Regions from separate parts of the Mus musculus genome. Here region 2 is linked to region 1. Evidence: chromatin contacts called from ENCODE Hi-C or POLR2A ChIA-PET data. All regions are on one chromosome and are shown on one strand. The core of a region is the stretch at or near the end of the contact, and the rest is flanking DNA. Distances in the headings are between cores, read along the strand shown.

Region 1 (7,039 bases), core at 602-3,101:
TTCTAAGTTACCTTTGTGAAACTAAGCTTATGTAACAAAACCTTCTGTAGGTGAAATCAGTCAAGAAATCAGAGTATTTTACTTAAAGAGAGTTAAATCTTTGACTTAAAAAAAAAAAATTTAGCCTTGGGGTATAGCCTAGCGGTGAAGCAATGCTTATGTGCCCTAAACTCACTCCATCACTTACAATCATAAATTCAATACTTTCTCTAGAAATAAAATCTCAGATTTGTTAGGAGCTCAAATGGTAAACTGAGTTTAAAGTCCTAAGCTACCAAAAATGGTAGCAATTTTTAGGTATCAACCCGTAAAGGCGCAGTAGCTGAACATCAAGGGAACTCCAGGGAAGGTTGGCGCCCTCCACAATTCCAGTCCCTGATCACTCTGCCCCTCCCCCACCGGCCACTGTCGGGGAAGCAAGGGCACAGCACCAGCCGCACCCCACCGCAGACACTCCAGAGAGGACGCTGAGTATCTCGTCCCAATAATTACAACGAAGAGGAGCAGCTGACCACGCTTCTACTCTCCCTAGCTGTTAAGGCGCCATCCATGGTGTGTGAAGCAAAGTAGAAGACTACAGCTACGGGCCACGATGCCCCAAGCAGAATGGATGAAGAAGCCACAGCATAAAGTCCGGACACCTCCACCGTTCCCAGTCTACAAGGGGCCCTCCCACCCACGGGGATGCTGGGAGGAGCAGACACGGAGCCCTGACCCCCTGCCAGACGCCACAGCGGGCTTTCCCCAGCTCCTCTTCACTGCTAAGGAGGCGGAAATCCCGGAGGGGGCGGGGCGGGAGGGGCGTGGCATCACAGCCCCGGACGCGCCTTCCGGCCAACCGGATCCCGCTAAGGCGGGGGAACACAGGCTTCACGCCCCCTCGCCACCGCGCCCTGAAAGCCACACGCCGGGACCCTCTTCCCGTCCCGCACGCCCCGCGGACCCAAAGCAGTTCAGCCAGTGGTCCCGCCCATAAGGGAGAAGGGGCGGGGTCACAGCCGCGGGCCTTTAGCGCGAGCCCGTCCCGCCCCTTTCTCCACCACCGCACGCGCGCCGGCCCCGCCTCTGATCGGCGGGACTAGGACCCGCCCCTCCGTGCGCACCGGGACTACGCTCTCCTCCCCCTCCCGCACTGAGTGCGGCTCCGCTCCGCCCCCCACAGCCACGCACGGGAAGCCGAGGTCAGCCCCCCCGAAAAACACACGCCCTCCAGTCCCGGGTTACCCGCCACCCAGCTGCTGGGCGGACCGCGGTGCGGCGTGCTCTCACCGCAAAAGCTCCAGCCACTCAGCCTGTGCGTCGCTCCCGGCGTGAGCCTCGCACCCAGCACGGAGGCCCCGGAACGGCGCGGGCACAGGCCCGCAAGAGCGGACTGGCAACCTCCTTTGCGCCCACGAAGCGGTCACAGGCCTGGGTGCCCAGACTGGGAAGGAGGGAGGGAGGGAGGGAAACTCTAAGGGGGGAAGGGGAGGGGGGAAGATGGAGAAACCGTCTCTGCCGCCTCTACCGCCGCGGCCGCTTCTCTGTTACCCGGGAAATCCCGCCCACTCTCCCGGCCCGCCCCGCCGAGGGAAGGCTTAACCTCGCTCCGCCACGGGATATATTACCCATCCGTCAATGGTTTAGCCAATCACTATGCCGCAAAGACCTACTCCCGCCCTCTTCCCTCGCTGGGAGGGGAGAGCGAGCCGCTCACCTTCTCCACGCCCCTATTGGCGGGGAGAGTCCCTAACTCAACCCCGCCTATTGGAGACTGATTGCCGAATCCCTCCTCCGGGCTCTAATACTATTGGAGGAAGAGGAGTACCTCTTCACATCTCATTGGAGAGTCTCACATATCCCTCCCCATACCGCCCCAGCCACAGGCCTAACAAATCGGCTCCCGCCTCCGCCGGTCCCTGCATTGGAAGACTACCTTTGCTTCTCTCATAGCCCCAGGAAGGTAAGTAACCAATGTGGGGTAAAAATGTCCTTAAGTGAGGCCGACTCCACCCACTACACGGCTGGGCCAGGCCCCGCCCCCAATGATCTGATTGGACTATCTTGGCGCCGGTAGGAGCCGCCATTGGACACGGCGCCGGTCCAGGAAGGAGACCATTCCGCCCTGCGCGAGGATGCTGAACCTTAGCAGTCCTTTTGTGGAATGTTTACACTGGAGACTGAACCTCAGCGTTCCAAGGCCGGGATCGGAGATGGCGGGGAGCTCAGCGGCCGAAACCCGAGGCTTTGAGATTTGAAAAGGAAAAGGCAGTAGTATTACCCGCCGTGGAGAATTAACCAAAACAATGACAGAAAGCCTTGTCCTTCCTACCCACTTATTTTTACACTTTCACGGTCTTCTAAACACAGCCATCTGGAGCACTCAGCAGCTACTTTCAGCAAGCCGACTCCAAAATTAAGGTCTGGAGCTCTAATCTGATCCAAAAGCCCAGATATTACTAGCTGGTCACTAGGGCTGACTGAATACTGTGACACTGGGACAACCAGAATCTGCAGCCCTCAGGGGGCGGAGATAACCCAGCGGAGGCCTTTAAATGTCACCGCCTGGGCAAGCCTCCGGAAGGCGGAGCATGAAGGGAAAATGTATACTCTATTGGTCGGGTAGATCCAGGGACATTTTAAACTGGAGGAAGAGAGGCTGAAAACCTCACACAGACCACTGCATAAATAAACCTTGAGTGTGCACTTACGTTCACAGAAGGAGTAAAAATTCCAGATTGTGTGAAGGATATGGTCTTAAGAATGACTGTTCAAGGGGAAGGGCTGTAATCGCAACCATTCGCGAAAGGGCAGGAATAGTCTGAATTTAGGAACCCTAAGGCCAGCCCTTCAAAAAAAAGGGGGGTGGGCATTCCTCCTTAGCAGAGTGAGTTAATGGCGGTCTCTAAGCCTTCTGGGTAAGTAACAATGCCTGAACACAAAAAGTGCTTTGAAATACCTAGTTCTTGGGCTGGTGAGATGGCTCAGCGGCTAAGAACGCCGTCTGCTCTTCCAAAGGTCCTGAGTTCAAATCCCAGCAACCACATGGTGGCTCACAACCATCCGTAATGGAATCTGATGCTCTCTTCTGGAGTGTCTGAAGACAACTACAGTGTACTTACATATAATACATTAATTAATTAATAATAATAATAATAATAAAGACCTAGTTCTTTTATTTATTCACTAGTAAGGCGTGGGCCCGATGCCGACCTTGCTTTGGGGAGGCTTTCGCTGTGCCATGAGAGGTTAGGTGGGATTAGTCTTACCGCATTCTAGAGCAAAAGGGGGAGAGGGAACCTCCCTAGAGTCGAGTGTCCCCAGGAGATACGACACCGGGGAACCGTTTCGTAAATCCAATACTGTCCTCCTGTAAATCCTGCGGAGACTGCCATAAACAAGTGTTGGCAACAGGTGGGTCTAACTCCTAGGATGGCTTCACGGCGTGAGGCCATAGTAAAGAGTTGTGAACTCCAAGAGTGGCCGACAGGTGGGAGCAGCCACACCGGTAGCCAAGCCAAGCCCTGTTCCAGGACAGTGCTCTAAAATAAGAAAAACTAGCCAAACCGTTCCAGGCTGAAGTAGCACTCCAAAACTGACAGATGCCTATCCTTAACTGAACTGCCTTACCCACCAGGCTGGGTACCTACCATACAATGTACAGCACTCCCACCACGGTATCAACAAACACCCCCGAATCCTTGCTAGAAATGAGCCTCACGGACTTCCCTTGACTGCAGCGACCGAGGTATCGTAGATCTTGCCAAAGGTTCCATTACTAGGTTGTCATAATCTTAGATTCCGCCGACTAAGGATCAAGATTGCCTTGCACAAGGAATTAAGGATGCGGCCAATGTCCAAGCTTTCTGAAACTTAAATTTAAGGAAGTCAAGGGGCACGGAGAAAAACAGCAAAAGTTGATCGGGCTGGAGGGTAGAACTCATTCCCTCCCCTCCGTGCAGCAGCCCTGGAGCGATGCTTTCTGGAGTAACAGCGCAATTGTCGGGCTTCACCTCGAAGGCTAGCCGATCCCTAGACTCGGAAGAATCTTTGTGTGCCTCCAAGGCTTTCCCCGCCCCCCTAACTAAGGGCGCGGAGCCTGAGACTTCCGGGCGGGAGGGAAGTTGCAGGGAGCTAAAAGGGCCTCAACCATGTGCTGAGCGCGCTCACGAGAAAGGGGGGGCAGGGAGGAGAACGTCTCCTCCTAGCTTACCCCAGAAGGGGAAGGCCTATCCAATTCGCCAATCAGAAACAGGGACGGGGGCTTGTACCTCACGTAAGCCCCAGGAATCCTCCCTCCGCCCTTCGAAGAAAAAAAATTTTAGCAACTTAAACTCCAGTCCAACCTCCCGATAGGCGGAGCTCTAGAGAATATCATCCAATGCATACACGAGAAGGGAAAGAGGGACTCGAATCCAACCAGTGAAAGACAAGAGAAGGCGGAGCCTCTGGAGAACCCAAAGTGGGTGGAAGAGGAAATGTCCCCGCCCCTCTCGGGTCCCCTCCAGGCCGGTTGCACAAGCTCCCTGCAAGAGATAGTAAACAGTCTTGGCCAGGCAATGGAGGCAGAGATGGCCGCGCATTTCGAGAACTGGCCCTGCGCCTGCCCTCCCCGCCTGCACCGCCACTGCACGCAGTTTGCTCCGGTGCCCCGCCTCTCGGCCCGCAGCCGCCATCCGGCTGACAGGCGCGCCCCTCCCCGCCCGCTGATGCATTTCCTTTTCCCTATTCCAAGCGTGGAGTCTGTTTTCCCAGTTTCCGACCTTCACTGCCCCTTTCAGGCCACCCCTTCGTGAGCGCGCGCGCGCACAAGGCTGCCCCCTCCCCGTACGCGGCCCTGTGGCACGCAGCGGCACCTCGCGGAAGAGGGAGCCCCGGCAGCACACACACTACTCAGGGAGGGGGAGCAGCCGCCGCGGCCGTGAGGTGGGCGGGGAAGGAGGCAGCTCCATGTTTGCGAGGGGATCAGCTGGGGCCGCGAATTGAATCCGCCGAGTTCCTAGAGCTTTTCTACACTCAGCAAGCGCTCCACGCCGGACCGCAGTCTAGCCGGTTCTGCAGCCGAGTACTTGCTAAAATGCCGTGTTCGGACACACCGGCAGCTCCCAGGCTAGTGGCTGGAACCTCTCCCGCCCCAAGTCTCCTCCGGCAAATACAGCCATTGCCCCCGCCCCCAGAGTCCTTAACAACCGCGGGCCCACGGTGCCCGCGCCTCCCCAGAGCGCGCCCACGACCCTTCCAAGTTTGCCGGCAGAAGCAAACGCTCAGGGCGGCCACTGCACTCGCCCAGCGTGGTTAGCGGAGAAAGACCGTGGGGCCCGGCTTGCTCTTAAACTCCAGCGGTCGACCAACTCCGGACACCGTGAGCTCGGTGGGCCCGACTGGCCAGGCTGCGGCCGCCGCCCCCTGCCGAGGCCGCTCGCCGCAACCAGGGCCCTCTTCCCTCTTTTTCTTCTTTATAATTATTTTTTAAAATATTTTTAAAGCATTTACAAGAGCAGTTGGTCTTCTGCTGGCCCATTCCCCAATGAGCTTCCTAAACCTATCGAAACCGACTGCTTGGTAAAATAAATTGGGCGGCGCGGCCGGCGCGAGGGCGACCCAGGCCGGGCCAGCCCCCTCCCCACCGTTCCAGCCCTGCTTGGAAACACACTACGAGCGGGCGGCGCCAAGCGCTCTCCTTCCTGGCCTGCCCCTAGCCTACCTCAACCGCGGGACTCCGAGCCTCCCCGTAGCTCTGTCTTGGGGACTGCAGCACCCACACAGACTTTGTGCAGCCAAAGCAAGCGACCAAAGAACTAGACCCCCAAAATACCGAAATTGGGGAGACCAAATTAAAAGCAGCTGTTTAACATACCTCCGGAACCAGGCGAGGAGTCCTGAATGAGAGGGAACGCCCCCCAGTATCTATTGGCTTTCCTGCGTATACGTCAGTCCCAATGGGTCCGCCTCCTCTCTCTCCCCGCCCCTTCCCCTTCATTGATCGCCCCTTGCCTCCACCGAAATAAAAATAAATAATTAAACTATCCACGAGTAAGAGTCGCCTCCAAAGCAGAGGCTCTTACATCTCTCACACCGCCACTTGGAGTTTTTCGAGGACTTCGGACTTAGGCCTTTTGGGATTTGGAGTTCCGCAGGGTGGAAGCTAAAGGAGGTGCATCTTAACTACACGGCCCCGGTTTCCTTCACACACAACCCATTTGGAGCTGGGTCTGGAGAAACCTGTAACAGTCTATGGCCCTACCACTTGGACGCATCATATCTCAGAAGCTAAACAGAGTCCGGCCTGGCTAGCATTTGGTTGGATTAGAGGTAAGTAGCGATTGGCTGCAACGTCTAGACTTTCCTGGCTGTTAAACGTGTGTCCAGTCTACATTGTAAGGTGCCTTTCAGCCATGAATTCCGAAAACCTGGAAAACTGGCACTTGTCTGAGCCGCTATGGGGTGTGAATCAGGTATTTCACTCTGTCTGCTATCTAGTGCAATTTTAAACTGGCTGGAATATTCACGATATCCTCCAAACACTCAGATGCTTGCTGCAGGAAGTAAGGCGAAGTCTTTCCCAACCCTATCTCTCTCTCTCTCTCTCTCTCTCTCTCTCTCTCTCTCTCTCTCTAAGTAGATCCACAGTCATTTCAACATGAGTAATTCTGTTTAGCTAGCAGTCTGAACAAAGAGTGCCACACACACATAGCAGGCACAGAGGCTGTTGGACTGGTGAGTTTACTGGCAACAAAGGTGCATCTTGGATTGGGGAATAGATTGGGAAAAGCAATGGCAAATTTGTCCCCTATTCATCACCTAGTCCAGAAAAGTCTCCTCATTTTGAGCAGCCCTCAGATGAAGCTCTTAACTGCCTCATTTGCTATTTATCAGTAACATATTTGTTCAAAAGAGCTGAGCAGAAAGCACGTGGTTTGAGCAAGAAACTGTTTTGTTGTTGTTGTTCCATCCTTTTGCTTGTTTTGTTTTGGAGACAGGATGTCATGTAGCCCAGACTGATCTCAAACTCATAGCAGATGGCATTTTCTCCTGCTTCAACCTCCCCAAGTACTTGGAT
Region 2 (7,342 bases), core at 4,028-6,527, 430 kb before region 1:
GCAGGAAACCAGCTGGGCAAACTCCAAACTCTGCATCTCCATGGCGGTCAAAGCGGTCTTCAGATATCCACTCCTTTTTCATCTTTGTTGACTGCAACAAACTGCTTTCTCCAGGGCTGGTTCCACTCCCTGTTAGCAGCTTTCCTCAGCATGTATTTCATGGCTCTGGCATCTTTATCATCTTTGAGTCTCCAAGGCAATTTCAATGTTACAGCTTCTTATTTCAGTGTCTGGGATTCCACTTGATCTTTTGGATTCCTCCTAAGGGCTGGCATCACTTCTCCATCTCTGCCCTCTGTAGCACTAGAGTTGAAACTAGCTCAGTTTGATCCACTCCACTACAGCTGCTGTTCTTGGTGATCATCCCATGGTACTGACATCTCCAATACACTGGGGTGTTCCACTCCAACCAGGCTTCACCAATAGCCTCTCATAGGCTCTCTTCATGGTGCCAAACATCAAATCCTTTGCCTGACCCCTTCAGTTCTGGGCCATCAACTACAGCTGAGGCTACACCTTCTCCAATGGCCTTCCATGACTTCTCAAAGTGCCAAGCCTCAGCTGTTCTTCATGACACCTTCATGCCTTCAAAACCAGTACCACCTGGGTGACTCTTACACATTACCAAGTCCAGCTGCAGCACGAGGTACAACCTTGGCTATCTCTGGAACACAGCTTCTTTGTGCTCCCAGAAAACAACTCCCAGATTTCAACTCAGTGATGCTGGTCTCTTCTTAATCATTGCTAATGTCTTAGCTTCAGCTAACCAGCATCAATTGTCCCAGTAGTTCCTTCCATTCTTAATTCTAGAGCCAGAGCCACATGGCTGAAGCTTCCCCAAGTTCTGCTGCTTACAGGAACTAGAACATGATCCCCTTGTACTATTACATTATCACTAGCTTATGTTTTCTAAATCCTTCACTGCCTAAGCTTGGCTATCCTGGTTCTTGCTCTGTAGATTGACCTTGAATGTAGAGATCAGCATGGGATTAAAGGTGTGTACCACCATGCCTGGATCTAAATTCAGCTGGGTAGGATCTTGCCCCAAGGTCCCACTCACTTAATCTGTTATTTCCTAGAACACAGGATTTTGCTCCATTTCACTTCCTTGTATGCCTTTAATACTCGAACCATATATTTTATATTTTGCCTTTCTAAGCTTGCTATACTTGTTCAAACTTCTCTTTGTGAGACTTAACCAGGGAACAAAGTCTTTGCTGGGCTTTTTTGAAACTTCCTTTGTCAATGCAATTAATGCAAGTTTCTTCGCCTTAGCCTCAGGCAGACTTTTCAGACAAGGGTAAAAAGTAGCCACATTCTTCACCAAAATACCACAAAAATAGTCTTTATGCCACATACTGAAATTCTTCTCCTTTGAAATCTCTTGGGCCAGGTCAACACAGTTCAAATTACTCCCAGCAACAAAGTCTTCCATATTCCTACTAGGATGACCCATCAAGCCCCATTTAAAGCATTCCACTGAGTTCCAAATCCAAAGTCCAAAAATCCACATTCTTTCAAATAAAAGCATGGTCAGGCCTATCACAGCAATACCCCATTTCTGGTACCAACTTCTGTCTTAGTTAGGGTTTTACTGCTGTGAACAGACACCATGACCAAGGCAAGTCTTATAAAAAACAACATTTAATTGGGGGTGGCTTACAGGTTCAGAGGTTCAGTCCATTATCATCAAGGTGGGAGCATGGCAGCATCCAGGCTGTCATGGCACAGGCAGAGTTGAGAATTCTACGTCTTCATCCAAAGGCTTCTAGTGGAAGACTGACTTCCAGGCAACTAGGGTGAGGATCTTATACCCACACCCATAGTGACACACCCATTCCAACCAGGTCACACCTATTCCAACAAGGCCACACCTTCAGATGGTGCCGCTCCCTGGTCCAAGGATATACAAACCATCACAGGTGGGGATACAGTAAAGAAAGCCATGTGTGGCTTGTTGTCTCTCAAGAGAGAAGGTTAGCATTGAAGCTACAGGAGGCATATCCTTTTTCCCCACCCTAGGACATATTTCTAGGCTGAAAGGAGACTTGCCTGGCCCATCAAAGGAGCCTCCATAGCCTTGCCTTCCCGAGATACCAAAGCAGGCTCTGCTTGCATAGTCCTAGAATCAGGGCAGTCATCTAGACAAGTCTCTAGCGTTCATGACTTCTAAATCTTTTTTTTTTTTTCAAGACAGGGTTTCTCTGTATAGCCCTGGCTGTCCTGGAACTCACTCTGTAGACCAGGTTGGCCTCAAACTCAGAAATCCGCCTGCCTCTGCCTCCTGAGTGCTGGGATTAAAGGTGTGCGCCACCACCGCTCAGCATGACTTCTAAATCTTATCTTCCCTTTAGTTTCAGAAGCCCAGTAGTCCAGGGTACCTTAGTTGTCTGGATAGTTTACTGTTTCCTAAGACACTTTGTCCAGGCTGGCCAGTGGTGACACTTTGTACACTCCTCCATGTGTAGCCAAGGATGATCTTTTTTTTTTTTTTTTAGATTTATTTTAGTTATATGTAAGTACACTGTAGCTATCTTCAGACACACCAGAAGAGGGCATCAGAGCCCATTGCAGATGGTTGTGAGCCACCATGTGGTTGCTGGGATTTGAACTCAGGACCTTACAAAGAGCAGTCAGTGCTCTTAACCGCCATCCCTCCAGCCTGATCTTTAATTTTTTGTATTCCTGTTTCCACCTCTAGATTCAGGTAGTACAGGGGTGCACCACCATGACAAATTTACATGGTGCTGGGAGTCAAAAAACAGACTTTATACATGCTGGGCAAATGCTCTCCCAGCCGAGTTACATCTTCAGTAACTTCAGTCTTCCATGCATCTTACTCCACATCAGGCCAACAAACACATCTAGATCCCCTGGCTCTCCCTAGGGATTCCTCAAGAACAAGAAATAGAGCTGGACAAATTACACACCTGTAATCGCAGCATTTGGGAGGCTAGGGCAGGAGGATCAGTTCTTGTCCAGCCTGCACTACATGGCAAGACCTCTCCTAAAAATAAATAATTAAGTCAGGAAGGTGGGGTGGGAGGTGAAAGGCAATGATCGACAGTCTGGATGACAAGAGTCAGTGATCCAAAACACAAGCAGAGATACTGGGAAGAGAGAAGAGGCTTCCCCAAGGCGCCCTCCATCAGCTGCAGAAACCCACGTCCTCGCCAGTAGGATTTATTTCAAGGTTCTACAGGCAAAGTGACTTACAAATTTATTCTCTCCCATCTCCTTTCCAGAGGTGCTGGGTTCCATGGGGTAGCATCTGCTCTGAAGATTCTGAGCTGTACGCTGCACAGCTCCCCAGCACACAGCACACCCCCGCCCCCTCCAGGCTTGGACTTGGGCTGAGAGGCATCTGAGGCTGTTATCTCTCCACACACAGCTGTGCAGGGCTGGAGGCAGCGGCTTATCAGGGAGCCCGCAGTGATTCACAGCCCAAGCTTCTCTGCTGAATAGTAATTTCCAGCAGTGGATTTGTGCTGTCTCTCTCCTCCCCCTCTCCCAAGGGTGTGCTGTCCTTTTGCAGAGAGAGGGCAGTGAAGGGGAGCTCCTACTCTTGGGGCTTTGTGCCTGCCTCTGGGTAAGAATGTCTACTGCGAGGAGCGAGCAAGGTTAGAACCTTAGCATGGTCTGCCGGCCTTGGCAGGCTGCCGCCTCCAGCTCATCAATGCTCCCCCCTCCTTCCCCTCCCAGAGAAGTAGCAAAACTGCTTCCTTTCCCTTGTGGTGATACAACAGTGACACAGACCCCGGCCCCCTCCACCACAAGTCCCTCTTTCAACATTTTGACACTGCCCCAGTCTCTGTGTCTGACCTTGAAGACTCCAAAGGCTAATAGGGTTGAAGGCAAGCATGCCAAAGTGGTCTCTGCACAGGCGAGTGGGTAAGGAAAAAGAAAAAAAGAACAAAACTGAAGACAGAGCCATTTTCACGTTTGTTTTATTGGAAGCAAGACTCCAGCAGGACTCGGGGAGGAAGCATGGCAGATTTTGTCCTAAGTCCCCTCTCAGCCATCATGCAAGGCGGGTGGGGGAGGGATGCTAAAAGGGAATTGCTAGGGTGTGTGTGTGTGTGGGGGTGCAGAATAGGGTCCGGACATTTTCAACTTGGCCATCCTCAAGTAATCAGCTCCGTAGCTCCCGCTCTCAGTTAACAGCAAAGATGATTTTTAAAGCCTCAACTGTCAGCATCCATGCATACTGGGTGCTTTTAACGTCTGGGTCCCCAAGAAAGCTCAAGAGTCCCACTACCCACCATGCTTCCCTAAAAAAGACGGCCTAGCAAAGGTGTGGGTGGTGTTCTGTGGCTTCTGGTAACATGTCCCACAAAGTTTCCTTGGACTTCAAGGATCCTCTCTTCTCATTCCTGAGCTCTCTCCTGTCGCCTTGGGATCCGCGCTGTCATTCTGAGGACCGGTGTCCAGGAACATGGGCCCCTTAAAACCCAGGTATGAAAGGTGCGTGTGTTGAAAGGTATGCAGGAGTGTTGAAGATATATGATTCAGTCGGTCTGGGTGGCTCAGAGGCGAGAATTCTCAGGCGGTCCTGTCCTCATTCTCAGCCTCTGGCTCAGGCTGAGACCGCTTAGCGGTGCCTTCTTCAGCAGCAGATTCCCCCAGGCTCCTCTTGGACGTCGACACCGTAGGAGGGGACGAAGGACCAGGACTGAGGTTCGGAGGCTGGTAGCCAAGTTGTCGTGGATCCAGTGCGTCCTTTGAAAGTAGGATGGCGAGGCTCGGTACATTCTTAAGTACACTGAGACTGGCGGCCGGATCGCTGGGCGTCTGACCCGGTGTGGGCCCAGGCGGGAGGCTCTGCCACACCTCGCGCACGCTCCGGTAGCGCAGCCGCGTGACCTGGTGTAAGCCCGCCAGGCGGCGCTTGAGAATCTCGGCGCACGTGACGGTCTTGGTGGTGGCCCGGCCGCAGCCACTGAAGACGATGGCGCGCGTGGCTGGCTGCGCCATGCTGGCGGTGGCGAAGGCCAGTAGGTTGCGGATCTTGCTGCCCTCCTTGACCCGCATGTGTACAGCACCGGGTGCCAGATCTGCAAAAGGGCCAGAGTTCGGGCTGCCACCCTCATCACCGTCCCCCGCCGGCGCCTCCTCCGAGCGCACCTTACGGAAGTTCTCCATGCGCCGTCGTCGCTGGGATCGCAGGTTTTGCCATGGGGCCGCCTCAAGCCCGGGGCTGCATGGCCGCGGGTCGTGCCGGGCGAGAGCTGGCAGGGATTGGGGTGCCGGCGCCGAGTGAAGGTTGGAGGGTGGGCTGGGAACGTGCAGTCTTCAGCCCAGACTTCTACAGGGTAGTGATGTTCTACTCTGCGCCCTCGGCACCTTGTGCTCCGCGCCTTTAGCAGAAGCTCCGCCTGGGAGCCAGATAGGACCCGCCCCTTCGCCCAGGACCCGCCCCAACTCTGCGTGACTTGTCCCAGTCCCTCCAGCCTTTGGGATCCAGCGCTGGAGCTCAGCGGCTGGGGTCACAGAGCCACGGGTGATTTGGGAGGTGAAGTTCTCCGAAGTCACCATCTGTTCTCCCTGAACCAGACCTTATGCAGGAACAACCTAAATAAATACTATGCTTAAGGTTCAAATGCCGACTCAAGCCTGGTCCCTGAGCCCTGCGGGGTTCCAGCGCAAGGGCATCCCTAGACCCCTCCTAGGTAAGAGATCTCCAAACCACCTTTTGGGGCTTCGCTACTCCACCCCTCCAGGGACCTCCCTCCCGTTCTCTTACTATATTTTTGCGTCAAGGGCAGCCAGTGCATGGTCAGCAGAGAGTGGGAGGCGTTGGCTGCGGCTGCACGCAGCGCCTTCCCTGGGCTGGGACCGCTACGTCGTGGCCTGGTCCTTGCGTAGCTGCTTAGAGAGACACTAAGCTTTGCTCCTCCTGATCATACCTCCAGGCTCCCGGCACCTATGCACCTCTGAAATGCAGGAAGTGATGCGTTGGGCCAGCCTAAAGTGAATGGGGAACAGGAGACCATTTCTTCCAAGGCGTTAAATTCTTATATTCATGCCTGAAAGTCCTTTACTGGAGCTGCATACATGTTTATGAGCGTGGCTCAGCCCGAGCTAACGCCGGATTCCTGACTTCCAATTCCAGGTGGAATTCCTTGCCAGTCAGCCTTGGCCTCTAGAAATCCAGAGGGTTGTTTTTGTTAAAAGGAGACTGAGAGAAGACAGGTTTTAAGAGGTGGGAGGCAGGGTGGAGTGCCTTGGCGGAATGTGTGTGTGTGGGGGCGGGTACTTGCAAACTCTGGGAACTCCACTGAATCTGAGCAGAGGCTCGGGCTCTGCTGCGAGGTGAGGTGGGCAGTAGAAAGATGAGGTCTGATCAAAGCAAGACTGTTTAATAAGGAGTGACCCTGGCCTGGGGCCACGCCCTCAATATTCAATCCCGTTTCCATGGAAAGGCAGGGAGGGAATCAGACAGACGTGGGAAGCACCGGGAAGGAAGACGCACTGAGGACTGTAAGGAACGGTGTTCTCAAAGTATCAGCAAGATGGTGTTTGGATGAGCACAGCATCAGTCTAGGGGGAGAGCTGCCCGGCCCTCCTCTTCCTCTTTGCTATCTGTGACAATTCTCAGCCCCTCAGCTCAGAACAACGAGCTTATATCTCATCTCTTCTTGGAGTGTGGCTGCAGCAGCTGGACTTTTTATTTTTTATTTTTACCTCAAGTGTGAGTGACTGGCTCCAATCTCCTGCTCACACTCCAGGAGTGTGCCCCGAACTGGGACTCTGCCCTGGATCTAATCTTAATTCTTGTAGATTTCACAGGGAGAAGCAGGCTCTGGAGTCCCAACCTTGGGGAGACCCCACGACTGAGTGCACTCAGGCAAGTGGTGGACTTAAAGTCGGCAGTTTTGGATTGATCTGAGAAAAAGTTCCAGAAAGACTAGAAGCTATGTAGGAATGTGCTGGTTGGAAAAGAAGAGAGCTCTGCGTTCCCTGGAGTATGCAAGCCTGGGTTAAACAACTTGGAAATCATGTAGGCCGTACACTACAATTTGGAAGATCTGGGGGCAGCAGGTTTGTTCTGAAAAGAGTGAATGGTTGTGCCTCTACCCAAGTTGGCCCTCAAGGACACCGCCACCCTCTCCCAGTACCACTACCCTCTGCCAGAGACTCTCCCATTCACTTTATTTTCCTGTGGAGGGAGAACGCAGAAAAGGCCCGGTTCCCCGCCCGCGCATCGCTTCCTTTCCAGCTCCCTCAGCAGCACTTAAAATGTAAATGCACATCGTGATTAGCCGCGGGGTCGCTAATTACAGCTGAAGCCATTCATTACGCTGTCAGCTCTCTCCATCGCCTGCCGGCTGTGCAAGTGGGG

Evidence for each region. A loop is a pair of places that touch in the nucleus more often than their neighbours do. ChIA-PET counts read pairs that join two places held with the same protein, here RNA polymerase II (POLR2A).
Region 2: POLR2A ChIA-PET joins it to region 1 with 16 read pairs in embryonic stem cell. The contact joins the promoter of Rpp25 here to the promoter of 2700012I20Rik in region 1. A Hi-C loop is called at or near these places in 1 of 37 maps with a recorded cell type or tissue (v-Abl transformed pro-B cells). POLR2A ChIA-PET finds 5 or more read pairs at or near these places in 2 of 5 experiments (both embryonic stem cell).

What each region holds. Positions count from the first base shown.
Region 1 is chr9:57,070,861-57,077,899 of GRCm38, reverse strand. 2700012I20Rik (RIKEN cDNA 2700012I20 gene) reads left to right here and starts at 1,851. Exons shown (of 2, transcript NR_152107.1): 1 at 1,851-1,942; 2 at 2,057-2,697. Sin3a (transcriptional regulator, SIN3A (yeast)) reads right to left here and starts at 1,524. Exons shown (of 22, transcript NM_011378.2): 1 at 1,270-1,524. It overlaps Gm10658 (predicted gene 10658), which reads left to right and starts at 5,934. Exons shown (of 3, transcript NR_045886.1): 1 at 5,934-6,291.
Region 2 is chr9:57,502,037-57,509,378 of GRCm38, reverse strand. It overlaps Rpp25 (ribonuclease P/MRP 25 subunit), which reads right to left and starts at 5,277. Exons shown (of 1, transcript NM_133982.1): 1 at 3,932-5,277. The coding sequence starts at 5,142. The coding sequence ends at 4,543.